Regions from separate parts of the Homo sapiens genome. Here regions 1, 2 and 4 are each linked to region 3. Evidence: chromatin contacts called from ENCODE Hi-C or POLR2A ChIA-PET data. All regions are on one chromosome and are shown on one strand. Each heading gives the region's core, a stretch centred on a gene start or an enhancer-like site at or near the end of the contact. The rest is flanking DNA. Distances are from core to core; before and after follow the strand shown.

Region 1 (6,363 bases), core at 1,664-4,163, 660 kb after region 3:
ATTTAGGAATCAGTAAAATTATTTCTACTAAGAGATGAAATGTGTGCATAATTTTAATGTAAAATTAGCCATCTTCATCTAAGATAGAATAGGAAAAAGGATAATCACAAAATAAATGTTAGGAAATGCTTTTGAAAAATAGAGATTTTTCTAGTTAATTTCAGAGAACAGTAGGCTAATTGATGTTGCCTGCTTAATTTTGACTTTAATTAGTGGTAATCAAAATTACTAAGTATACTATCTCAAGGAAAAACACCATAATGGTAGCTACTGGCTATTAACTTTGAAGTAACTGTTTACTTTTTCATTTACAAACTAAAGTAGGAGTTAATTTTAAGTAATTAATGCAACACACATCAATTGTACCTATGCACCATAATACAGGAAGGTTAGGAAAAAGTTTTTTAAAATGTCAAGTATGTACAGAACATAAACATGTTCATCCAATGTTTGAATACCTCTACATGCAAGTTTTTTTATACACACCATTTATAAATATGCAAATATATTTAATTTAGTACACGCCAAGGGTGGGTAGGTGTTTAACACATACACTTTTAAGGTAGCATAGAAGATAATGTGATTAGCTTTAGCAGACAACATCTGTGTTACACACATGGCCATCAAAATAATTGTGGCATGCTTTTGTGACAAGGACAGAGGCCAAGCCTGTTGTTAAATGATTATTTCCAACAACAGCCTGCTTAAATTATTGTTTAGTTATATGGCCCATATCCAAAGTAACAGTATTACATAGTTGCTGTTGCCTTTGAATCACTCACCAATTTTCAGCCCATTTGTAAAACAAGATAAGCACCACTGGATTATAAAAAATAATTATGGATCAGGATTTTTGATTCATGTTTCTTTGACAAAATTATTCCATTTGATCCCAAGTCCTGGCTGCTCTCTTGACAGAATAATGTACACGCTCTACAGCTGATAGGCATGACTTTGATGATTAAATAGGAAGCTCACATTCCAGATGACTTTAGACTCCAGATAATTTAGACTTTGCACTTCAAAAAGATTTCTTTACTGTCTTAGTATCTGATCATCAGTTACCTTTTTCTAATTGTTTCTATCTCGACACAAGAATCTATATATTATCTACAATTTAGGATGTTTTTGTGATTTTTGCCTATTTTATTCATACAGTACACCAAAGAATGTTACATCATCTTGTAAGTTACAATATTTTCCTGATTTCATTGGGCGGGTGAGAGGAGAAATATTTTGGAACATAAAGAAAAGTTAAAAATACAAAATGTACACCCTCCCCGAAAAGAGTCTATTTTATTGGTCTTGAAAGGAAATACCGAATGAGAATCGAACTGAATTTTGCTCAGTATAATTACTGGGGAAACAATATTCAAAACAACCTCCTAAAGGAAAGGGTTAACAATCTTGTAGCTTTAACTGATTATTTTTGCTCCTTTCTCCCGCAAAAGAATTACACCTATGAAACTGGAATTCTGTACACTAAGAATGGCAACATTAACGCTGAAACTTTTAGCCAGGAATAGTTATCCTAGTGTGCATAAAACTATGTAAAAACTGATTCACAAAAGGAAATGCCCAGGGCCTACCCCATTATGATTAACTTCTGAGATGAAGCGACTAAGAGAGGATACTTGGCAGCCTGAACTCGATTTCTCAGAAAGCCAGCTCTATCAGAGCGGGGGCGGGGGGGCGGTTTCCCTTCACCAGACTCAGCTGTTGCCTTATCTAAAATGCCTTAGCGATCTAAAACTGAAAGAGAAAGATAAACAAAACAACAAAACGCTCCGGATTTAGATCTCCTTTAGGTAGTTAACACTGTTGCAAAAGCAAAACAAGCACGCAGGCGCGTCGGTCAGGTTGTCACTACAAACATACGTACCTTCTCATCCAATGTAAGGAAGAGGATCTCTGCGAGCTCTGCTGCCTTTTTGTTTGGGCTCTCTAGGTTAATGTAGTGATTGCATTTTAATGACCCACAAACAGGAGCAAAGTTATTACTGGGTCGCTTTGAGAGATGTTTACTTAAATGTGAGGATAAACCCAGGTCGCTGTAGAAAGGGAAAATATTTTCCGTCCAAACGTAGCATTACCCAACTACGAACCCACGCAAAACAATCACAATGACCCATTAATGCGTTTCAACGAGTGAACTAGTTCACTTCCCTAATAACACTGTCAAGGAAAACGCCTTCAACAAAGTCGAGGGAAACCATGCCTTCCACACTGGTGGGACGCAGCTGGTATAACCCATTCTGCCCCTCTTTGAGAGCTGCGGGGCACCCAGAGGCTTTTGGAGAAAACCGGTTTGGGGAAGAGTTTTGGGGTGCTGCTGGGAGCCGGTGTGCTGAGTAAACTTAGAAACGTCAAACTCAACTTTGCTTTATGAAGGAACTCAAAGTTAACTCACCCTGGTACGTCCACCCTCTCCCTGCGCGCAGGGGACAGCGGCCTCTCCTCCCCACCGCGCAGAGTCGCGGCCGCCGCCCTCGACCCACCGGTGACAGCCCTCAAAGCGATGGACCCCCGCACCCGCCCTGCCGCCAACCCCCGGAACGCGCTCCGGGCCGCACCCACCTTGATGCCCTGCTGCTGGGTGGTAAGGGTTAACTTGGATTCATCCAGGAGCAAAACTTCGCAGTAAAATTCTTCCGGAACAGCGCAGAAACAGCCCATGTCGGTTGTGGTCGTCTCCAGCCAGGAGAGAAAGCTACCACCGAGGCGCCCAGCCGCCCCCTCCACTCAAGCGCGATGCATTAATTTATTGTCCGCGCCGTGGCGAGGGTGAGACGAGCAGCTCCCGGCGGGGTCCGGGGACCGGCCGCCGAACCGCCCGGCGGGGCGGGAGCGAGAAAGGCGGAAAAGCCCGGGAGAGTCAGCGCCCGGGAGCCGCCGGGGAAGCGCCGGCGGAACTGGGCGCGGAGGGCGGTGGCGCGTCCCCGCGCATCCTGCGGCTCGAGCTCCTCCGAAGGCGGGGGCGCGGGGCCCCTCCCGCAGTCCTGGGGACGACAAAAGTCTCCTGGCACTGGGGGCAAGAGACCAGAAAAAGGAGTGATGGGAATTCGAGGCTCTCCCCGGCCTTGGAAAACCCTGGAAGCGCTGCACCTCCCTCCTGCCGCACGGATTTGAGCGCGGCCCCGACGTCCTGGCGTCCGATCGGCCTGCGGAGTCCCCCGCGGGCGCGCACTTCCAGCCGCGACCCCGCCCCGCAGCCCCGGGTCAGATCCGCCGAGTATGAAGCGCTCGGCTTTTCTTTTGTGTGAGGAGCACCCACGACGCCCCGACCATGGGCGCAGGGGCAGAGGCGAAGGTCGTCGCTCCGTCCGCTACCCCGTCCCCCAGCCGCAAGCGCCGAGGAGCCGGAAGAGAGGCGGAAAGGGCAGCAGGCTCCTTACCCAGACCAGCGAGGGGAGGTCAGCTCGTCGCGGGGTGTGGCTCCCGTCCGGGGACTCCCGAGCTCATTACGGGTGGCCGTGTGTAGCCAAGTTCAAGCTCTCCCTCCGGGAATGCCTGCCGCGGCGGCGGAATACGGCTTCTTCAGGACATTCAGCAAAGCGGGGAGGCGGGGACCTGCGGGCGGAGGAGCGACGCCCCAGCTGGGAACGCGGCGGACGGGCGAGCGGGGGGTGCGCCCTGGGCGCGCCAGGCCGCAGAGGCTCCGGGGAAAGTTCTCTTGGCCGCGCGAGTGGTGGCGCCCCGGGCGGGAGCAGCCCAGGTGCATGTGGGCCCGGTCCAGGCGTCTGCAAAAAGCCCTGGAACGAAGCGGACCCCCCAGTCCAGCGCTGGCCGCGGCAGGGGAGCCCCTTCTGGGCGGGGTATCAGCTGGGGGCGGAGGGCGGGGCAGAGACCGTGGTCCCAGCGGCGAGGTGCCGGCGAGTCCACGCTGCCAAGCCGCACACTGCGCCCAAGCCGCGGGGCAGTCCAGCGCTCGCTGCGTCCTTCCCCCGAGAGACCTGGAGGCTGGGTGGGGAGAAGAGGACGCGGTGCTGCTCGGACCCCACGGTTCGGCGGTCCCAATCCCACGCCCTCCGCGCGGTCGGCCGCGTCCAGGACTGAGGGGCACAATAGCTCTGAAGCTGCAGTGACCCCTGGTGGGTCCCGATGTCCGTGCACAGGCAGCCGAGGTTGAGCTGCGGACGACACTGAGCCCCGCTGGGCTTCGGAGCAGGTGCAATCTGTGCTCTCCAGCTGGGAACCAGCAGCGAGTTAATGCGAGTCGCAGTTAGGGGAGACACGAGGGGAGGTGTCACAGAAAAAAAACTCTATATTGAGTTTTAGAGTTAGAGCTTTGGCATCAGACGTAGTTTTGAGTTGACTATTCTACTGCTTGTTAGCTGGGTAGCCAAAGCTCAAAAAAAATTGCTTAAAACCTAGGACGTTAGCCCTTAAAACAAAACCAGGCTTCCGTAGCACAGTAGAAATGAAATGAACAATTGGCGACTTTTGATGGAGTTTCCTCTCATAGTGATTTGCCACAAAGGACCTTCTGTAGGAAGCCTCGGCCTTCCCTGCTATTGTGACCCCATCCAAACACAGGATCAGCATAACCGCCAAAGTGCAATATAAATTTCTGAACTTTACCTAGGCTATGAATAAAACTATTTTATCTTCTGAATTTTCTGTGAAATTGACTCAGGTTTTGAATTTCTGATCAAATTTCGTGTCCAGCTTTGTTTTATTGTCAAAGTCTTGCCTGCCTTATGAGGTGACACCTTATTATGCTAGATTTTAGCATTTCTGCTTGTAGAGGCTTTTCTTTTCTGTAATACAGTATTCCTGACAGGAGTTACCAAATGTGATTGAAAGATGGCTTAACATTTTCATTCTTTACCTCCATATCCAACCGAGACACTTGAGGCTGCAAAAACAAAAGGTTCAAGCAATCATCTGTTCCCAGTTTTTTTGAGTTTTGCTCTCACCTGTTTTTTGGCCCTTTGATTTGGTTTTTTTGCTTTCTGATTTTTGGTTTTGCTGTTGTTTGTTTTTGTTTTTTTACCTCCAGTGGCAGTGAGAAGGCTGAGGGTTTTGGATGGGCAGGGATTCTGTTCCCAGCTCCTCATAAGGTAAGTTACAAAGCCATAAGGTCCCATACATATGACACTCTTTCCTGAGTGAAGCATTTTCTTTTCCATTTCTTTATCGGAGACTGGAGAAAAGAACATTTAAAATCTATTTAACACAAAATTAGAGATTACTAGTGACAAGAGGATTCCACAGAGTTTCTAAGGATAGCTTTATTGCATATAATTTACATACAGTTCACTGCATAATTTTTAAGTGTACAATTTGATAAGTTTTGACATAAGTGTGCACCCATGAACCCACCACCATAATCAAGCTAGTACACATATTCATCCCTCCCTAAGGTTTCCTCCTGCACTTTGTCATCTTTCTTTTTTTTTTTTTTTTTTTTGAGACAGAGTCGCGCTCTATCAGAGTGCAGTGGCGCGATCTCGGCTCACTACAACCTCCACCTGCCGGGTTGGAGCAATTCTCCTGCCTCAGCCTCCCAAGTAGCTGGGACTACAGGAGTGCGCCACCATGCCCTGTATTTTTAGTAGAGACAAGGTTCCACCATGCTGGCGAGGCTGGTCTCAAACTCCTGACCTCATGATCCGCCCGCCTCAGCCTCCCAAAGTGCTAGGATTACAGGTGTGAGCCACCGCGCCTGGCCACTTTGTCATCTTACACTCCCATTCCTCAGTACGACTCACCTCCCAGGCAACCATAGATCTGCTTTCTGTCACCATCATTTAGCTACATTTTCTAGAGTTTAATACCAATTGAATCATACAGTGTGAACTCTCCTTTTTGTCTGGTTTGTTTCACTGGACACAACTGAGATTTAACCATGCTGTTGTGAATATAAATAGTTCATTTATTTTTATTGTTCAATAATATTCCATTGTATGTATATACCACAATTTGTTTTTCCATTCATTTAGGTGGTTTCCAGTTTTTGACTATTACAAATAAAGCTGCTATGGGGATTGTATTAGTCAGCTCAGGCTGCTATAACAAAATACAGCAGACTGGATGGCTTAAACAACAGACATTTATTTTCTCACAGTTCTGGAGCCTGGAAGTTCAAGACTACTGTGCCATCATGGTCAGTTTCTGGTGAGGCACCTTCCTGACTTGAAGGAAGGCTCCAGGTTACTGTGTGCTCACATGACATCTTTGTGTGCTTTCAGAGAGAAGGGGAAAGGGAAGAGGAATAGAAGGAGAAGAGAGGGAGAAAAGGAGGGTGAGACAGAAATATTAAGGAGGGTTGGGGAGAGAAAGACACCAAGATAGCACCCTCGGGTCGATTATTACAAGAACATTAATCCTATGGTATCAGGGCTCTACTCTTAGGATCTC
Region 2 (6,747 bases), core at 2,720-5,219, 580 kb after region 3:
CCTTGGGCGCATGTTCTCAGGACCTCCTGAGGCTGTGTCATGAGTCATGATCCTTAATTTTTGCAAAATAAACCCCTAAACTGATTGAGACCTATCTGAGACATGTTTTGGATTACAACAGTGAGTATAAGAAAATAAAAACTGATATAAGGGGTCTGGGTATTTCACAGATGTCCTACCAAGCAAAGATCAAACTTTAGGAGAGAACACAACTTTAGGAAATGTTTCACAAAACACTGGCCTATACTAGGGTACAGCCTCACCCCGAAAGTCATGTTCATTTTCGTGAAGTCAATATGGCCCAGGAATAACCACTCTGTCAAGTAGAGGAACAAAGCCTCCTGGCTTTGCACTGATTGGGCACAAAGGAGCCCTGGACACAGGATGTCTCGTCAGGTCCTGGCCAGGGCTTGGCACAGAGTACAGGAGGGCAGGGGAGAGATTTCCATTGCCAAGAGGCACAAAAACAAAAGCAACTGTGCTAGAGTCTGTATCTATTAACACCCAAGCACCAACTCACAGAGGGGATCAGTGTTAAGGACCCTCCTTCTTGAACAGTCAGACACCTTTTAAGCCTTATAAGAGGAAGATTAATCGATTTAACAGAAAAAAAGTGAACCTAATGTAGATGTATAAGCAGAAAATGTTTACCACTTTCTTTGAAATCTTACCAGATCTATATAGTTTAAGAGATACAGAATATGAGAAAAAGCAGTCCAGTAGGTTGAATGCTTCTAGACATTCATGTCTATTAAATCAGGCCCTCAAACTGGCATTTTCCAGATGGCCATTTTACCAAATTACGCCAGTCAGACATTTTTACGACTAGAACAGGATTTCTGGGCATGAACCTGACCATGGCTCTCCACCTCCACAGTCATTGCCTGATAGGAGGCATCTCCACTACTGCAAGTGCCTCCTAACTGGTGTCCCCATATCTACTTCTGCTCCTGTCTCCACAGAGCAGCCAGAGAGAGAGAATTTTAAGATGCAAACTTAACATCTTCTGGTTTAAAATTCTTCAATGGCATTCCAATATAATAAAAACAAAAACCAAATTATCTACACCTTGATCTCCAAGCCCTCTCTCCATGATCTAGTCATGACCCATCACAGCTGGTGTTTCTCTCCCCTCACTCTGAGGGTCCAGCCACTCTGGACTTCTTTCCACTGATGCTTCACACCTGCTATCTCCTTCGTCTAGAAACAGTACCGTCCCCCAGTCTTTTTTAATCCATCAGGCACCACCCTCACACGCCCTCAAAGTTGTGTTTCATGATTCCCTACACCAGGCAAGGAAAGGCCTCCTGGAGGAAATGAGAACTAACAAATGAGGAGGGTTTGGATAAGTGGGATGGGAAGGGTCTTCCAAGAAAGAGGGAAACACAAGTGAAGGCACAAAGGAGTATGAGAAAGCAGTCACACATTACTAGTTCAAGGAGCAGTGGCAAATCCAGAAACAAACACATTTTAAGTTAATTTTAAGACCAAAGATGGATGGGGAGGGGGCAGTGGAAATTGAACCTGCATCGACTTGTTTGAGAAAGTGCAGGTCAAAAAGCTTCAAAGTGGGCTGTTCAGAGTTAGGTGGAGTAAGGCGCTTTCCTCTGCATGTCACTGGTTGGGGGCGGGAGTTCAATTCCAGAGTATGAAATAGGAGGCCTGTGGCATTATTCTTTCCTGTGTTCCAGAAGGCAGATTTCCTCATCCCGCCAACCCCTTTAAAAGGCTTCAAAGTGGGGTGATTCTTTACCCTGTACACATTATACTGTGGTGGTCATTAGAGCTGTTCGCCAAATACTTCCAGTGGTACAAGAGCACTTTCCTGGTCCCCTTGTGATTGGGTGGGGCCCTGTAATTAGGGCTTACCACTGAGTGGATCCAAAATGCAAAACCAAAAAGTTAGTCAGGGTGTGAGAGGCAAAAGTACAGAAAGGAGATGATGACAACATCCAAAGGCTTGGTGGCTGTGCCACTGAGATACAAGGTCAGAAAGCTAGAAAGAGAAGATTTTTAGCTGCAGAAATAATGAGTAGGTGATAGCTTTCAGAATTGACAAATGTCCTAGAGGTATTTGGGGTCAATTACATGTCTTTCAACTTTCTCAAGGCCATGTCTAAAAACAATTTCTGATCTCTCAAGAGCAAAAGCATCTTTTCATTAGAGACTTCCCTTTTACAGTCTGTTCATATACCTTGCTCATAAGACAACAAATACAACCTGTCTGTAGTTATTTCACAGTGCCATTGAGAACCCAAACAACAACAGCTACCTGTCTGTATAGAAACAATATGCATTGTGGACATTAATCATTACCCCTCAGTGTTTACCTTTTGAGCCTGTCACGTGAAGGTTTTGTAAGATGCAATATTTCATCATTAATACTGATAATGCATGTGTACTGGGGCTCTTCAACCATATATAAATGAAATTTTATCAGCTTTTCCTCTGTAATTAATGAGATATCTAGCTACATATAAGTTTCTCTGAAATTCCATAATTTGATCATTACAAAGCCCAAACCCATCTGTTATAGTCAGCTTTGCCACAATTCAGTCTGGTCTAACACAATCTACTATAAAATCCGGTACCACATCCCCTATGTCAAACGTTTGCTGGGTATCTACCATATATCAACCACCGTGTTAAGCACTGTTTTATCAGTAATGCTACTAATAATTGCTAACATTTATTGAACACTTAAGATGTTCAGGCTCTGTTTGAACTGTTTCCATGCAGTATCTCAGTCATCACAAGATCCCCACAGACTGGTGAAACTCCTGTCTCCTTTCATAGACAAAAGGACGGAGGCTCAGAGAAGCAAAGTGATTGACCTAAGGTCACACAGTAAGTGGGAGGACAGCATAACCCCCGAGTTCATATTCCCTGCTACACCATATACAAGGATCCTAATTTCAATAAAGCATCTCCTGCCCTCAAGAGTGTTACAATACATAAGAAGTGATAAGGGCATCTAAACAAAAGCCCTATCTGACCCATATTGTAAAAAAAGTACTGGGGAAAAGGTGCTAGGAAAATTGAGAGGAGAAAGTGAACTCTTCTAATATGAGTGGTCAGGGCAGGCTTCTCACAGATGGAAGCCTTTGGGCCATTCCTTGGAAGTGAAAGTCAGGAGCGGGCATCCCTGGAGGACAGAACAGCAGAAACAAAGGTACCAATGACTGCAAGAAGGCACTGGGCACATGGAAAGACAAAAGAGGACCCCATTTGTCTGAGGGTGAGATATCTCCTAAATCGCTCGCCTTGCCTCCATCCCCTTAGGTTCAGGTCAGGCCTTCAACCTTCTTCCCATCCACATCCCTGCCTCTTACCCTCCAAAATGCCATGTGTCACCTTTTCTAAAACACAAGCAGTGTTCCTTGCCTTAAAAAATATGCCCATGAATACAGTGAAATTCCTCTGGCATGACATTTGAAGCTGACTTTACTAATCTCAGTCTTCTCACACCCCTGAGTATCCCATCTCATCTGCTCTCTAGCCAAACTAAACTGCTACCTTCCCATAGCAGATCAGCTTCTCAGACCCCTTCAAACCTTCAAAGAAGCTACTTTCTTTGTGGGGAGCCCTTTCTCCCTGTCTGCTGGTGACCCCCCTACCAACTCTTCTCTCGGCACTGTCTCAGACTGCCTGCCCACCTGCTCCGGCTCTCTCCAGCATGGCTGGCTCCCTGCTGTTAACCTGAACAAGCCCAATACATGGTCATACCAGGTCGCTGCACCTGTGCTCCCTCACCAGGAAGGCCCTTCAAACCATCAGGTATCCTATGATTTGTTTCCCCCACTGTCTGGAGATGGGGGAGGCTTCCTCTACCAGCGTATATAAAAAAGAACACCCCCCGCCACCACACACAAAAAGATACCTAGCTTTCCATTCTCTTCGTAGCAGTTATAACTTGACAAACACATACACACATTGTGTATTTGTTAACGGCCTCCCTCACCCTCTAGAACAGGGTTGGAAAACTACAACACATGGGCCAAATCTGAGTCACTGCCTAAGCATTTATTAGAACACACGTCCACTATTGTTTTACACATTGTCTGTGGCAGAGTCCAAGAGGTGCAACAGAGACCTAATGGCCCACAAAGCTCAAAATATTTATTGCCTAATCATTTACAGCAAAGGTTTGCCAACTACTGCTCAAGAATGGCTATCTCCCTCTGTCTCCTGCTGTGCTCACACTTTATCTCCAGACCATTTTGGCGCCTTACCTAGCATGCAGTAGGCACTCAGAGAACATTTGTAAATAAAAGAAAGTGACAGGGTGGGGGAGAATGAAGGGAGAAGAGCATATGAATGCAAGAGATACTGGAGGGAAAAATCAACAGGCCTGGCGACTGGGTTTAGGTGCCAGCGAAGAGAGCAGGAATTGCACAATAGGAGCTTTTCAAATGTGGCTGTGTTCCTTGGCCAAAGGATGAGATTCTAATCATCAAACCATAAACACAAGCTGTGAATCAGGGCTGGCTATCACACCACTGATGGGTTTAAAATAACAGTGTCAGGCTCCTTGACAAGGTCAGTCAAGGCCTGACAGCACTGCCCCCATAAATAAACTGGCTCCATTATTATAGGACTGAAGTATACAGTGGAGAGTCAAAGTTTTGGTAACCACAAATAACACACATAAATCTAAGTAGCTAACAATACAGTAACAAATAAATATATTTAAACAAGGAGATATATAGCTATAGATATATATATATCTATATATATATATATATATATCTATATATATATATAGATATATAGATATATATCTATATATATATATATTTTTTTTTTAGACAGAGTCTCATTCTGTTGCCCAGGCTGGAGTACAGTGGCCTGATATCGGCTCACTGCAACCTCTACCTCCTGGGTTCAAGCGATTCCCCCGCCTCAGCCTCCTGAGTACCTGGGATTACAGGCACACGTCACCATGCCCAGTTAATGTTTTTGTATTTTTAGTAGAGAGGCGGTTTCACCATGTTGGCCAGGCTGGTCTCCAACTCCTGACCTCAAGTAATCCACCTGCCTTCGCCTCCCAAAGTACTAGGATTATAGGCGTGAGCCACCACGCTTGGCCAAGCTTATAAATTTCAAATGCATAAATATTTAAGCAAATAATAACTTCAGACCTCATGGAAGAGACCTTTTAATTATTAATAAATATCACTCTCTGGGCTCACAGATGAGAAAACCAGGGCCTAGACTAGTTAATCACTCACGTCATGTCACCCAGTTGGTTAATAAGAGAAAGTTGGAACAGAGAACCAGAACTCCCGATTAGGGCCCCATGTGGTTCCCTCATATCCAATGCTCACAGCAGCATGAGAAAAGTCACGGAGGAGAGCCCATCGACCCCGCCCTTTCAACAAAGTGTTAAGGTCAGAGTCAAGTCTGCAAAAGATTGAGGGAGTGACGGAAGGAAAGGAAGATCTACCCAATTAGGAACCCCAGTGAAGATTTCTGGCTCTTATCCAACTTGACCTCTCTGTAGCACAGTGGTTCTTAAAACTTTAGGATGCATCAGAGTCAACCGATGGCCTTGTTGAAACAGACTGCTAGGCTCCACCCCCGGAGCTCCTAATTCAGCTGATCTGGAGTGGGGCCCCAAAATGCACGTTTAACAAGATCCCAGAGGATGCTGATGCTGCAGGTCCAGAGAACACATTTTGGGAACCACTGCTGTAGCATTTAACCATGACCCCTGCTTTGGCTTTTATCACACTTCTTATCTGCCTCTCTGGCCAACAGTTTGAGAAGGGTGGGAAGTCTTACTTAGATTACTTCCTTCAATAAGGAAATATTTTCTAGTTCTCATATAAAGACTAAATAGCAATAAAAACAGATCCCTGCTCTGTAGAACATCAATTTTTAAATGGATGTATAATAGCATATTAAGGTATTATTTTTACCTTTTATATTCGCTAGTTCTGATGTAACTACATGTACGTTTCTGCCAATTTTCTTTCGGTGATATGAATTTTGTTTATAAATGATCCATTTAAAAAGGACGTATATTGTTGCTCCTATGTCTACTCCCTGGATAGAGATTCAATTTCGACAGCAAGCCCAAAACATTCACTCAGCCCTATTGTAAACATAAATATATTTCATACATAAGTATCCATTTACATATACCCTTCGACCTTTCCACCTACTGTTCACAATGCAGGGATTTTTCTTTCCCTCTATCAAACAGCCACATGGCTTAGTCCCTTACTTCATTCAGATTTCTGCTCAAATGTTACCTTCTCTGGAAGGTCCTCTGCAAGCACCACTCCATAATAGCAATCCTCCCCACACGCCATCTCTCCTATCCCCATCACCTACTTTGTTTTTCTTTACGTTTATTGTATATTAATGTTTTCACTGTTTAATTGGTCTCCTTCCCATGAGAATGAAAGCTTCATGGGAACAGGGACTTTTCAGTTCATTGCTCTGTCCCCTGAGCCTGGTATGCAGGACACTCAAATTTTAATTAAATTGTTGAATGAATGCTTATCAACTTCCAAAAATCCCACATATAACTGTGTTTGATTATAATGCCTTAACCTTCCTAAAACTGATACAAATGTTTCTTACTCCTCTCATAACCAGTTCTTCAATGAATAATTTTCCAAAAACATACTGTGTGTGTATGTATTGTATTCGGTACCGTTGGTCCAAAAATTATTTTAATAGCAGGGATCATCAAATGTAGCTTTAAAGTATCTGATGCTTTAACTGTCAACTGAAATA
Region 3 (6,791 bases), core at 4,247-6,746:
TCTTGTATAACACGGGAATTATACAGATAATTCAGGCAAATCCTTCACTCCTACATCACTCCAGCAACATTTGGAATTACCAAGATGAATCAGACAAAATCAATTTTTTGAGCATAATTATTCAGATAATTATTTCAACCCTCCATTTCACTTTGGCTATGAGGATATGGCCTTAAAAGACTTTCCAACCAGGAACAGCACTAATTAAAAAAAATGTAGGACCACGAAGTTACGCCAAGGATCCCCAGTCAGCCCAGTGCATCTGAATGCCACATCAGGTCTTTAACTGACCAAGTAAATTAATACTTCAAAGTATAAAATTCATTAATGGCCAAGTATAAATTTGGGTTTCACTCATTTGGTTTAGCAGAGTATTCATATTTTAGAAGTATATTTTCCTATTTTAGAAGTAGTCATCTCAGGATTTAAAACAAAGTAAATTTCTTCAATGTATTTATGATGATGATCTGATTTACATCTTTTAAAGAACTGTATCAGGTTAAAATGGAATGATACTCGGAACAGCTGTTTATTCTAAGATTGCTGCTCAAATACCTTTTCCTACCTGAATTATCTCTATAGCTCAAGAGGAAGCAGGACTGGGCTAACCCAAATAGACTATCCCAACTGTCCTAATTCCTCAAACGATTCCCAATTCTCTCCCTCACTGTTCACTGGAAACTGTGGTGAAAAAGACAGTACCATATAAAATTATTCTCTTAGGTACTCTTCAGCATCTCCACAATCAAGAGTCACTGAGCAACTGGTATATTTACATTCTAAGCCCAATGGTACAAGCTATGAATAGGACCGCATCCCTCCCCAATCTTTGTCTTTTTCTTTAAACAAGGAAACCTTATGTTAATGGAGAGATTATTGAAAGAGTCTTCTTGTAAGCCCATGAATGCCACTTCACAAACTATACAGAAAGCAGAGCTCTATGAATGGTACAATGGAGTCAACTCATCTGTTTTAAAAGCTCAGCATCAGTCTTAAAGAGAACTTATATTGTTCCAATTCCTAGGTCTCTGTTAAAACATAATGAACTCATGCTTACGTCACTGTGAGTCCATGGCACACACACACACTGAGAGGCAAGTTCACTGTGTAGAAGGCAATCATGTTGAAAACCAGGACTTAACCTTGACATTGGATTAAATAACTTATTTTTTCAAACTATTCAATAGGATCATCTATTCATTCTGAACTGTTTTCTTCTCATTAACTTATCCAAAGCAAGTGCCTTTAAAATAGAATACCTAAATAGATCTCATGTAAAATACAATCATAGCAATTAAAATTTAGCAGAAAGCCAAATGTAAATTAAAGAAATGCTGAAGACTTAATATCCTACTAATTGCAAAAAAAAACACAAAACTGTGGGGGTGGGAGAGGCATATTTACTAGAAAACAAAAAGTTGGAGAATGACTTATTGAAAAAAATGTTCTGTTCAACTAAGATACAGCAAACTATACTCAAAACTGACACTTTTAACAGTACTCTTGAGTTGCACAACCCTAGGTGCCACCATGCACAACTTTATGTAAATAGCACTCCGTGCAGTGGCGTTCAAGGAGGCCCATACACAGAACACATGTAATTGGTGCCTCCTAGAGCTGCACAAGTTGATTTTATATATATATATATATATATATGTATATATATATGATATGTAGATATATATAGATTATATATATATTTTATAGATATATAAATGATACAGAAGGGACTCGAGAATCCTTAAGTGTCTCCACATTATTGTTGTAAAACATTATCATTTTAGATACGTAAAAAGTCTAGATATTGAGTCACTGTTACGAATTCTGGAATCTACTAAATAATTTCTTACACTAAAATGAGCTGATTATAAATTTGTATTTGAAATAAGCCCTTTACTAAATAGGTAAAATATACTGAAATTAGATCCTCTTTAGCGTTTTAAATTATGTAACTGGAAATACAAGTTTAACAGGAGAGCCATGCTTATGTATTTTCTAGAGGTGTCCAGGAGACAAATCTACTGCTTCACTAGAAGCAGTTTCTACTGTATGTGGGCTAAGTCTTCACTCTAAGTAAGCCAGTTACAGAGGTCCACAAAGTAATTCCAATTTTAATCAAGGGAAGAAAACTAACTTGATTTTGCCAAAAGGCAGAAAGAGGAGATACAAAGACACCTCTAATATCACTTCTTAAAAAAAAAAAAAGTGAAACCTTTTTTTACATTAATATGTGCAAAGACTTTTAAGATCTCAAGACTTTCTGGAAAAAGAGAATTGCTAGAAAGTTACTTGGAATCACCCACAGACAATAACTGTCAGTGGTTTCATTTCAGGCAATGGGCTTGTGCCAAAAGGGACTGACATCTTGATGAAAGGATCACCAAAAAGTTGTGAGAATTTTTTCATGAGTAAAAATCCTTCCAGGAGCAACAAATTGTGATTCCCCATTCTGCCACCATACATAAACGACAACTGCAAAAAAATTAACACGTAATAATAATTTGCATTTGCTTTTCTGCATTCAAATGGTTCCAACTTCCACTCTCAGCTTTGGCAGGCATGCTTACCTTCTACAAAGCTCATTCTACTTACTACTACAGAAACATGGTATCTTACTCTTTGAGCTTGATCTATAGAGTTAGTTTTGGTAGGGTCCATAGTCATATTTATGTTTAAACTGGTCACCTGACATATTGCAACATACATGAAACCTCTGTGATCTATTTATGGTCACAGAAAGTAGGTAACGTTCTGAGATAAAGAGCTTGGAGGCAAGGTGATGTGGCCAGTCACAGTAAAAAATAAGTAAACACAAATACTTTACAGCAGTTGATTTTATTACCATCCTATTATTCTATGACAACAGCTAATTAAGAATTTAATATGAAGTTGGGAACCATTTGCACAAAATCCATTGATTAGCTTAATTTTATGTTCACTTCTTTTGTCTTTCTACCTCAAGTTCCTTAATTTGATCATTTTCAAACAAGGTCCATGTGGTGCTTTGACACCCACTTGTTGAAATGACAAGTGACGCATACATAAAAAATAAAACACTTGTTAATAAAAATCAAACTGAACTCATTTAACTGCCTGATTCATTTTTCTCCTTGGAAGCTTATACTTGGGTTGTTCTCAAAGAAAACATCAAAGATATCAGATTAAATTTTGATTCATTAAATTCCACCCTCGTTTCAAAGAAAAAAACTAAAACTAAATTTGGAAATCACACATTCTAAGTGACAAAGAGGTGTTTTAAAGAGTATAAACATCTGCAGTAGGACACGCTGTACTTCACTAAAAAGTTTTATGATATTTCTATTATTTTTTTTAGTTCATCTTATTTCCAAAGAGGAAATTTTTCATAGATGATTAATATACTTATTCAGCTGCTTTTAATGTGTATTCCTTCTGTTTCCTTAATCAGTAATCAAACATTAAACTGCATTCTCTGTGGATCATAAGCTTTGTCAGAAATAGTTATACTTTTATTTAGAGGTTAACATGCTTGACTTCTAAAATTGAGTACATGTCTCTCACAAATGAAATTATAAATCGAGAAAAATAACAGTAATTATATTTAAATAGATGGGGCACATTAATATAAAAATTCATGCTTTTCATCTATATTGCTTTAAAGGATAGCATATACAGTAGCTGTTTGATCAGCTGGACAGACTCCTCAGTTTTGGGTAACTTCGGCCTAGCTCTAAGACCCAAGGCTTTGTTTGAGCCCTACTGCTGTCACCACCTCCATGCGTGTCACAACACATCACTCTTCTTAAAGAACCGAATAGTTTCTGTTGTTCAAATTAAATAAATCCTCACTTCTGAAAGAGGAATTTTAGTTTTCTATTCAAAATAATTGCAAGTCAAAGAACTAATTTGCCACATCCAATTCACATAAATTGCTGTACTGCAACGCTCCCAGGAACTGGAGATAGAACCTTTTAAAGGTCAGATGGGGTGTAGAACAATGAAGGGTTGAGGCGGATGAAGATGGGTGGTTGATATTTATATGTAACAGACTGGTAAGAAGTACTGAGAATCTCCTCTGATGACCAAGTCTTACCATTTTGAGAATCTTAGTCTTGGGCTTCTATTCTCCCTCTCTTCAGTCCAGGGAGACCAACCTGCAAAATATGTTTAAATACAGTAGACACATCGCCTCACCACAGGTCAGCAAACGAAAAATGCCTCTTTAGAGGTTACAGACGAATAACCATTTTCTGTGGTTAAGATAAGTTACATGCAAATTATTGTTAACTACTGGGATTTCTGAAAGAGCTTTCCAAGTGGCCTATAGGCTTAACTAAGGGACAAAGGAATCCCTGGTACTTGGCTTTGCAGAGTCCTGGGCTATTCTTAGTGTTTGGTTCATCTTTAAATTGCATGAGTTCAAAAGGTTTAGCAACTTAAAAGTAGAACCAAGTGATAAAAATAGATTGTTTTCTGGCTGCTCTTTGTTCCCAGACATACTACTGGCAGTATATTTGCAATCAAGACGACAGAATAGGAATCAGCCTTCCACCGTGTAGTGTAATGCCTCAGAGTGGATATTTTTGGAAATGGCACTGCATTACATAACCTTCCGTGTTTAAAAAAAAAAAAAAAACCCTACACGGCGGGGGGGGTGGGGGGAGTCAGGAATATACACCATTCTGTCCTTCTCCCTAAACCAAATAAACATTAATGTACATACTGCTGCAGTGATTTACCCTCAACCTTTATATTATCAGAAGACCGCTCTTTTGTTAACACAGTTATGACAAAAATTAAGATGAATGGAGAAACTAAAAGTTCTCAAAAAGGGTATCATTCGCTCTTAGAGTTTTCCTATAATGTTATTATAGATACACATAAATGCACATCAGATTATTATAATCACCAAGAAAAAAACAGTCATTTATTTTTAAGGCCCTCCCCGCCAAAGTTCAACTGCTTTATAAGAAAATGCAGAAAAAAGTGCTGCAAGATCGAATGCCTAAGAAGACCCTCGGAAGCAGCAGCATTGAAAGAGTAATCAAGTGTAAGGGCGGAGGGACACAAATTCATTTTATAAAAAGGGAGGAAAAGCTTGCATGCACCAAAGTGCATTTAATGCAAAGAAACACAACAGTTTCTAACAAGGCTTTAGGAGCAAGAAGAACAAAATTAACCACACCAACAAGCACAAAACCCCACCCCTTCCCAAAAGAATTCATTTCTCCCTCCGAACTTGTGCATTTTAGAAAAAACCCAAGTTAAATTCCAGCCTGAATGCAGCACAACCAAAATGCCAGAATTTCTCCAAGGTACACGCTTCAGCTCTTTAAAATTTAGAGGGAAGAAGCATGAACTCTGCAGGGTTGAAGGGTCCAGCTAAGAGCAACGGCAAGGAATCGACACAAAAGAGAAACCAGCGCTCCCAGCCGGGGATAGGAATGGCATATACTTACAGACAAAAGCCCCGCTCCCTGTTCACTCTCTCTCCTCTCTACACCTGAAACACAAATGTGGTTGAAAAAGGGCAACATGCTAGAAAGACAGATTGGGGGGGGAGGGGGGATTGGGGGAGGGAGGGGGAGGGGAAAGGGGTGGAGGAAGAGGAGGGAGGAGGGGGAAGGGAAACAAAACCCAAACCGGCTTCACTTCCAAGAAGTGCAGCCTTGGAAAAAGGAGGAGGAGATCATCTCCCTGCCTCGCGCTCTCTCTCCAAGAGTGTGTGTGTCTCTCTCTTTCTCTAAGAGTCTCTCTCTCTCCCTTTCCCTCTCTCTCCCGCTAGGGTGCTAGTGAACAATGAGCTAATTCTGATGGAGCTGGCGCGGAGCCAGCGCCCCAGCCTTGCTGCCACTGTGCAGCCGCCTAGGAGCCAGACTGCTTACTCGGCAGGAATCGGCGGCTCTGGGCCCCGTCGGCGAGCGGCCAACAGGCGCGCGCGCCCCGACACCCCGCACCCGCGCCCCGGGCGCCCCGCTCGCCGCGCCGTCCCCACTGCACCGCGCGGCGCCCCGGGGAGACAAAGCGGACCCGCAGCTCTGCGCCCCGGCCCCGCCCCGGGAGCACGGCGCGCGCAAATCCCCGGCCTTCCTCCCCGCCCCCGGCCAGCCTCTCCGCCTCGACGTGCGGTTGCTTTTCAGACAAATAAGGAGGTGGAGGAGGCGGTTTGGGGGCGCGCCAAGCGTGAAGGCGGCCAGGGTGCTGCACAGCCCGGCGGCCCGCCAGGGCCGTGGGGAGAGGCGGCGCGGCCCGTACTGTAATAATAAACCTGCAGCAGAGGGCATCTGAGGAAAAGAGGACGGCGACGGGCGGCAGCCGCCTTCCTTTTATGTGCCTGTCCTGAGCGAAGCAGAAAATGGTGCCTGCGGCGGCGCGGAGCCGCGCTCAGACACACAAAGAGTCCGCGAAGGATGCATTTGCACACGGCCTCGGGTCGGACCCTGCCCCTCAGCTGGGTACGCGCGCCCCACTCCCTTCCGCGGGGAAGCCCGGGGCGGGGAGCGCCCCTGAAGGCCGGGCCCAGAGGTCCTGTGGCTGCGCGTGCACACACACACGTGCACACAGTCACACGCGCACAACCAGCCAGAGCTGCGGCCTGGCGTGATCGGCCCAAGACATACTCCCCTGGTGCTTCCTTCTCCTTCCCTATACGCTCCCCCACTGCCTGCCCGTCTGAAATTGTACTTTTTAAAATCGAGGATTGCTTTAAAAAATAAAGTGCTTTGCCATTTCTGATTTTTGTAAACTCGTCGTTCTTATTTAAAATCTATCTTTTCATAGTAATGTAATAGCTCAAAATTTTGCAACAAACT
Region 4 (6,627 bases), core at 1,915-4,414, 610 kb before region 3:
GGGAAGAATCAATATTGTGAAAATGATCATACTGCCAAAGCAAGCTACAGATTCAATGCAATTCTTATCAAAATACCAGCATAAGTCTTCACAGAACTAGAAAAAACATCCTAAAGTTCATATGGAACCAAAAAGGAGCCCACATAACCAAAGCAATACTAAGCAAAAAGAACAAATCTAGAGGTATCACATTACCTGACTTCAAATCATACTACAAGGCTATGGTTACCAAAACAGTGTGACATAAAAATAGGCAAGTAGACCAATAGAACAGAAGAAAGAACCCAGAAATAAAGCCAAATACTTACAGCCAACTGATCTTCAACATAGAATACAAAAACATAAATTGGGGAAAAGACACCCTATTCAATAAAGAGTGATGAGAAAACTGGCAAGCCACACGTAGAAGAATAAAACCAGATCCCCATCTCTCACCTTATACAAAAATCAACTCAAGATGGATCAAAGACTTAAATCTAAGACCTGAAACCATAAAAATTCTAGAAGGTAACATCAGAAAAACTCTTGTGGACATTGGCTTAGGCATGGCTAAGACTCCAAAAGCAAATGCAACAAAAACAAAAATAAATAAATGGAACCTAATTAAACAAAAAGCTTCTGCACAGCAAAAGAAATAATCAGCAGAGTAAACAGACAATCCACAGAGTAGGAGAAAATATTTGCAAGCTATGTATCTAACAAAGGACTAGTATGAAGAATCTACAAAGAATTCAAACAAATCGACAAGAAAAAACAACCCCATCAAAAAGTGGGCAAAGGACATGAATAGACATTTCTCAAAAGAAGATGTACAAACAACTAACAAACACATGAAAAAATGCTCAACATCATTAATCATCAAGGAAATGCAAAATCAAAACCACAATGAGATACCTACCACCTTACTCCTGGAAGAAGGGCCATAGTTAAAAATCAAAAACAATAGCTGTTGGTGTGGATGTTGTGAAAAGGGAACAAGGTTACACTGCCGGTGGGAAAGTTAATTAGTACAACCACTATGGAAAACAGTATGGAGATTCCTTAAAGAACTAGAAGTAGAACTACCATTCGATCCAGCAATTCCACTGCTGGGTATCTACCCAAAGGAAAAGAAGTCATTATACAAAAAAGACACATGCACATGCATGTTTATACCAACACAATTCACACAGCAAAGCTATGGAACCAACCTAAGTGCCCATCGACTACGAGTGGGTAAAAAAAATGTGGCATATATATATATAAAATGTGGCATATATATATATATATATATATATATATATATATATATATAATGAAATACTACTCAGCCATAAAAAACGTCTTTTGCAGCAACTTGAATAGAGCTGGAGGCCATTATTCTAAGTGAAGCAGTAACTCAGGAATGCAAAATTAAATATTGTATGTTCTCACTTGCAAGTGAGAGCTAAGCTATGAGGATGCAAAGGCCTAAAAAAAGATGGTAGGGGAGAGAGGGATAAAATACTATATTTTGGATACAGTATACACAGCTCGGGTGACAAGTGCACTAAAATCTCACTAAAGGTGCACTAAATCACCACGAAAGAACTTAACCAAAAATGACCTGTACTCAGATAACAATTGAAATTTTAAAAATGAAATTTAAAAAAAAGAAGAGTCCAGGCACGATGGCTCATGCCTGTAATCCCAGCACTTTGGGAGGCTGAAGTGGGAGGATTACGAGGTCAGGAGATCAAGATCATCCTGGCCAACATGGTGAAACCCCGTCTCTACTAAAAATACAAAAATTAGCTAGGTGTGGTGGCACATGCCTGTAATCCCAGTTACTCGGAAGGCTGAGGCACAAGAATCGCTTGAACCCAGGAGGCGGAGGTTGCAGTGAGCCGAGATCGCGCCACTGCACTCCAGCCTGGGGACAGAGCGAGACTCTGTCTAAAAAAAAAAAGAAAAGAAAAGAAGGTGACAGTTGTGAGAGTGACCCTACTCTTTTCTATAAGCTTACTAAACAGCAGCCCGAATTCCAGGCCTCTCCCGACTTAAGGGCTGGCACCGGGTGGTCTCAACTGCTCTCGACCCCTGGTCTCAACTCTACTGATTGTCACTTATGAGTAAAGTCCCTAATAAAATAATTGTTAAAACAATGGAAAGTTAAGTTAGATTCTGGGATGCTTTGATGCTGTGGCGACCTTGAGGTTGGAGGGCCCTCTATTGATCCCATACTCATTCAGCAAGAAGAATTAAGGCCAATCTCAGGCCTAGTCTAGGATGTCTGAGGAAAGTATTGATGAGTCAGTCTTTTCATCACCTCATCTGTCGGGATGAATAGCCTGTAAAGATTGTTATTTATGGACAAATTGTATATATGTATATATTTCTAATGGACTTTATTTTTAGAGCAGTTTTAGATTCACAGCAAAATTGAGAGGAAGGTACAGAGATTTCTCATACACCCCCTCCCCTCAAACAAGCACAACCTCCCCCGTTATCAATACCCCCACCAAGGTGGTAAATTTGTTATAGCTGATGAACCTACACTGACACATCATTATCATCCAAAAATCACGCTTTAAGGATTTTTATCTTTATCCTCCGAGTAAAGATATTGAAAAGTGTTCATCAAGAGGGTGCTATCATTAGGTCCGCATTTTAAAGAGTTCAATGATTGCAGAATGAAGAACAGATTAAAGACTAGTGAAATGAGAATAAAAGTAGGGAGACCAATGAGGAATTTGGGGAAGATGATGGTGTCTTGGATCAGGTGGTAGAACAGAGACAGAGAAAACTGGATGTATTCAAGGGCTATTTATGGATTCGACTGTAGCATTTCACAACATACTACTGATCATATAACAAGGGGCTTGCAGTTTTAGTTATAACAATTAAAAAATAAAGTATAATATAATAACATACATGTTTTTTAAGCCATCAAAATGTTGTGGATAGGAAGAAGTCCAAAGGAACCCTATTCCAGGGAGACAAGTGCTTCCTAGAGAATGAAAATCAGTAGGCATTACCTTCGCTAGGGGCAACTACTGAGTCAGGCGTGGGCTGGTGAGGATTGGGCCTGATTCAAGCAGGGAGACTCTTCCTGCATAAGGTGCAGTCAGTGGAGTTTTAAATGTCTGTGTGTGGGTTAGTGAGACCAACTGGAATCTGGAGGAGTTTCAAGGCCAAGTTCTCCCGCCCACCGATTCTCCCTCGGGAGACTTGTGTGAGAGGATGTGGTAGCCCAGTAATCTGAAGGCTGGATAGTAAGTCCCTCCCAGATAGAGGGAGTTCTTGGCAACTCATTGTGCTGAGATCCCAAAGGCTTGCCAAAGGGAGGGACTTGTAATACATACAGGACTGATCTTGCACTGAAGACATTTGAAACCAGAGATAAATTGAAACTATTAGAAGTTGAAGAAAATATGAACAAACTGGATGAAAAGATGGAGAATTTTAACAGAGCTATTATAATTTCCTGACAATTACTAAAATAATATTCTAGAACTGAAAAATAAAATATAGATATTTTATTAAATATCTAAGTTAGTAAATTCATTGACCAACCTCTTCCAAGTCCTCCCTTTCCCCTTTCCTCCCAGCCTCTGGTGGCCACTATTCTACTTTCTACTTCTGTGAAATCAAGTTTAGATTCCACATATGAGTCAGTTCATGCAGTTTCTCTTTCTCTCCCTGGCTTGTCTGAATTTATGCCCTCTCGGTTTATCTATGTTGCCACAAATGACAGGATTTCATTCTGTTTTATAGCTGAATAGTATTCCACTGTATGTATATATGCCACATTTTTTTTATCCACTAATGTGCAGATGAGCATTTAAGTTGATTTCCTAATCTTGGCTATTGTGAGTAATGCTGCAATAAACAGGCAGTGCAAATGTCTCTTCAACATACTGATTTCATTTCCTTTGGATATGTATCCAGTAATGGGATTGCTGGAGATGGTACTTCTATTTTTAATTTTTTGTGAAATCTTTATACTGTTTTCCATAATAACTGTACCAATTTATATTCTCACCAATGATGTATAAAAATCCCCTTTTCTCTGCATCTTCACCAGCATTAGTGACTGTACCAAATAACAATACAGTGCATATTACAAGATCGCTAGAAGATTTTTGAACATTGCCACCACAAAGAAATGATAAATATTTGAGGTGGTTAATATGATAATTACCCCAATTTAATCTTTATACTATGCATATATGCATTAAAATATCAGGTTGTACTACATAAACATACAGTTATTATGTGTCAATTATAAATTTAAAAATTAAAACATTCATTGGATGGATTTAACAGTAGACACAATATAGAAAATAGTTTGAACTAAATAGTAATAGAAATATGATATATCATTATGTGTGGGATGCAACTAAGAAGATATTTAGGAGGTAGAAATAGACTTGGTGATAGTTGAGAGGTGGATAATAAAGTCAACTCCTGGGTTTCTATTTGTAGTACTGGATGGATGATTGTGTGATTGTTATTCACCACGATAAGAAATTGTGTGTGTGTGTGTGTGTGTGTAAGAGAGAAAGAGAGAGGTGTGCACATGCAAATGCAAGGAGGTAATTGAGGATGAAGTGAGGGTAGTTGAGTTTGAAGTGACTTGGTGGTTTCTAAATAGATGTTCCCACTCCCCAGATTGCACTTTTCCTACTTCTGCACTAGACATCAAGACTTGAATTCTTTCTCTTATGGGGAACCTCTTCTGACCACTAACCTTACCCCAGGATGGGTTAAGTGTTCCTATTCGGTGTACTCAAAACATCCTACACATAAGTCTCATAGTAATTTTATATTTTTTATTAAGTTATGTTGTTATAAAACTATTTGTTTATTTATCTCTTACCTTAGAGGTCCTTGGAAAGCAGAAATGCTGTTTCTAGCACAGAGTAAGTGCTCAGTTATAGTTTGTTGAGTAGCACTGGACTGTGAAAATCAAATTGAGGTATTTCCAGACATACTTAGGGCACTCAAAATTTTCACATCTCCTGCTTCTAAGTAAATACTAAACTTGAGAGTTATAGAGTAGAGTTGTTTAGGTGAAAAAAAATACTGAGACAGTATCACAAGATCACAAAATTTTTGCTCCCAAAGAAGCTTACAGTTAGAGTTTCCCAATTATAGTAAAAAGAGAGACAGAGAGAGATATTAATAAGGGATTTATATTGTAGCCTAAATTCTAAACTGCCTACACTTTGAACTTACAGTTGGAAAGGTATGACATCAGACGACCTTGGAGTCAGAGACACTTGGCTTCTAAGCAAAGCTCTGTCACCTGCCAGCTAGGCAGCTTTTGCTTATCTGAGTCTCAGTTTTCTCCTCAGTAAAGAGGAGATGAAACTAATCTTGCCCCACAGGGTTTTTATGAGCAGTGACTCTCTTCTTTTCTCAACTCTGAGAGGTCCAACCCTCCTGGGCAGGGCAGCAATCTGAGAAATAGGTTAGTATATGAAACCGATGCCTGGCCAAGTCACAGAGGTCCCTCTGAGTGAGCCTTTGTCTTTTTCCAGAAAGAACCAATAGAAAATTAGGTTTGCAATGCACACAGAGTCGTCAGACATTCAAGACTGATTGTATTTCTCACAATTATAATTCTCTCTCTTTTTGTTCCTTCTGATTTCACCCAGGTTCCTATCCGATGTCTTCCTGGTAGTGATCAGTACCATGCGATGTCCCAGTTAGCTCTGTACATCCACTTCTTCATATGCCATTCATTGTACTGTGTAGGATGGTCTGGTATCTCAAGTCTTTCTTGATAACTGTACTCTCCTTCCTTGGTGATATCCTTACCTATTCTTGGTATTCTTCCCACTGCAGGCCAACTATATTTCACATCTGTGACACACAAAAAACCAGAGATTGTCTTTCCATTTTGCTCTTGTGGACATCAGTTCTTGTCAACATCAGTTGATCTATGTTATCAGTCCTTGACTTTTGGGGGTTTTTCTCTGTTTATTTGTTTTGTGTAAGACTTTATCCTCAGATTAACTGCTTATTTCTAAAAATACTGTTTAGTTTAAACTCAGTAAGATGCATTTTTACCTAATTTAACTCATGACTTTTCTTCCCAACAATGAAAATTAGACATAGAAAGTGTGAAAACCATAAAACATGAGGTCTGATTCAAGGTAAAGACTTCATACCTGAAAGGTTTTGATGGGAACATACTTTAGTAAATGCTGTTCATTGCTTTATGCTTCCTTAGATATGTACAGTGTATGTTAAAGGTGCAACTGCTGACAAGTGATTTAGTCAGGCTTCTCCTCAAGGCCTCTTCTCGAAGCTTCTAAATTTTGATATATTAGAGACCATCCTCCTGTAGGGTCAGAGAAACAAGAAGGAGAGGTCGGCATTACCAGAATGCAGAAGCCTGGAGAAGAGGCCTTGAGGAGCAGGCACCCCCGTTAGACACAGTGGACCTCTAAAACAAGCGTCCTGTCCAAATGCAAGTGATGGCCCATGGATCTGGTATTTAGAACCCTAAGAAGAGTTGTGCTGCCTGGCTGATATTTGTGCCCGAGAAACTTGGAGGAGGTGCACCATGGAGAAAGAATCCAGATCTCTGAGGAGGTGGCATTGGTAAACTGGTCTTGATACCTCCGAGTGGATGCTATGAGGCTATGAGGTTCTAGT

What was found. Hi-C counts contacts between places; a loop is a spot of excess contacts on that map. ChIA-PET counts read pairs that join two places held with the same protein, here RNA polymerase II (POLR2A). Pooled maps may share reads with other maps.
Region 1: a map of cardiac septum shows a loop between it and region 3 (2.2-fold over the local background). The contact joins the promoter of EPB41L4A here to the promoter of NREP in region 3. A Hi-C loop is called at or near these places in 1 of 168 maps with a recorded cell type or tissue (cardiac septum), 2 of 37 single-sample maps with no recorded cell type and 15 of 50 pooled maps. POLR2A ChIA-PET finds 5 or more read pairs at or near these places in 1 of 52 experiments (WTC11).
Region 2: a map of endothelial cell of umbilical vein shows a loop between it and region 3 (6-fold over the local background). The contact joins the enhancer-like site here to the promoter of NREP in region 3. A Hi-C loop is called at or near these places in 1 of 168 maps with a recorded cell type or tissue (endothelial cell of umbilical vein), 1 of 37 single-sample maps with no recorded cell type and 4 of 50 pooled maps.
Region 4: a loop to region 3 is called in a map with no recorded cell type, with 3 times the contacts of the local background. The contact joins the enhancer-like site here to the promoter of NREP in region 3. A Hi-C loop is called at or near these places in 2 of 168 maps with a recorded cell type or tissue (IMR-90 and mammary epithelial cell), 7 of 37 single-sample maps with no recorded cell type and 12 of 50 pooled maps. POLR2A ChIA-PET finds 5 or more read pairs at or near these places in 1 of 52 experiments (OCI-LY7).

Annotation. Positions count from the first base shown.
Region 1 is chr5:112,416,364-112,422,726 of GRCh38, forward strand. EPB41L4A (erythrocyte membrane protein band 4.1 like 4A) reads right to left here and starts at 2,914. Exons shown (of 23, transcript NM_022140.5): 1 at 2,578-2,914. The coding sequence starts at 2,676. It overlaps EPB41L4A-DT (EPB41L4A divergent transcript), which reads left to right and starts at 3,220. Exons shown (of 1, transcript NR_027706.1): 1 at 3,220-4,615. RefSeq lists a silencer at 3,579-3,668.
Region 2 is chr5:112,334,747-112,341,493 of GRCh38, forward strand. The region is part of intron 1 of EPB41L4A (erythrocyte membrane protein band 4.1 like 4A); the gene reads right to left. Among named protein-coding and RNA genes, the nearest start is that of EPB41L4A, 81 kb to the right of the region's middle. RefSeq lists a silencer at 4,312-4,512. Within about 2 kb of position 3,970, at least 3 of the 41 ENCODE cell types and tissues checked have a DNase peak (open chromatin) inside an H3K27ac peak, as active enhancers do; they include endothelial cell of umbilical vein, where a contact is called at or near this core.
Region 3 is chr5:111,751,698-111,758,488 of GRCh38, forward strand. NREP (neuronal regeneration related protein) reads right to left here and starts at 5,497. Exons shown (of 4, transcript NM_004772.4): 1 at 5,439-5,497; 2 at 4,073-4,133. The coding sequence starts at 4,075. RefSeq lists an enhancer at 4,697-5,254 and silencers at 5,848-6,247, 6,268-6,627.
Region 4 is chr5:111,140,912-111,147,538 of GRCh38, forward strand. No RefSeq gene overlaps it. Among named protein-coding and RNA genes, the nearest start is that of WDR36, 52 kb to the left of the region's middle. Within about 2 kb of position 3,165, at least 2 of the 41 ENCODE cell types and tissues checked have a DNase peak (open chromatin) inside an H3K27ac peak, as active enhancers do; they include mammary epithelial cell, where a contact is called at or near this core.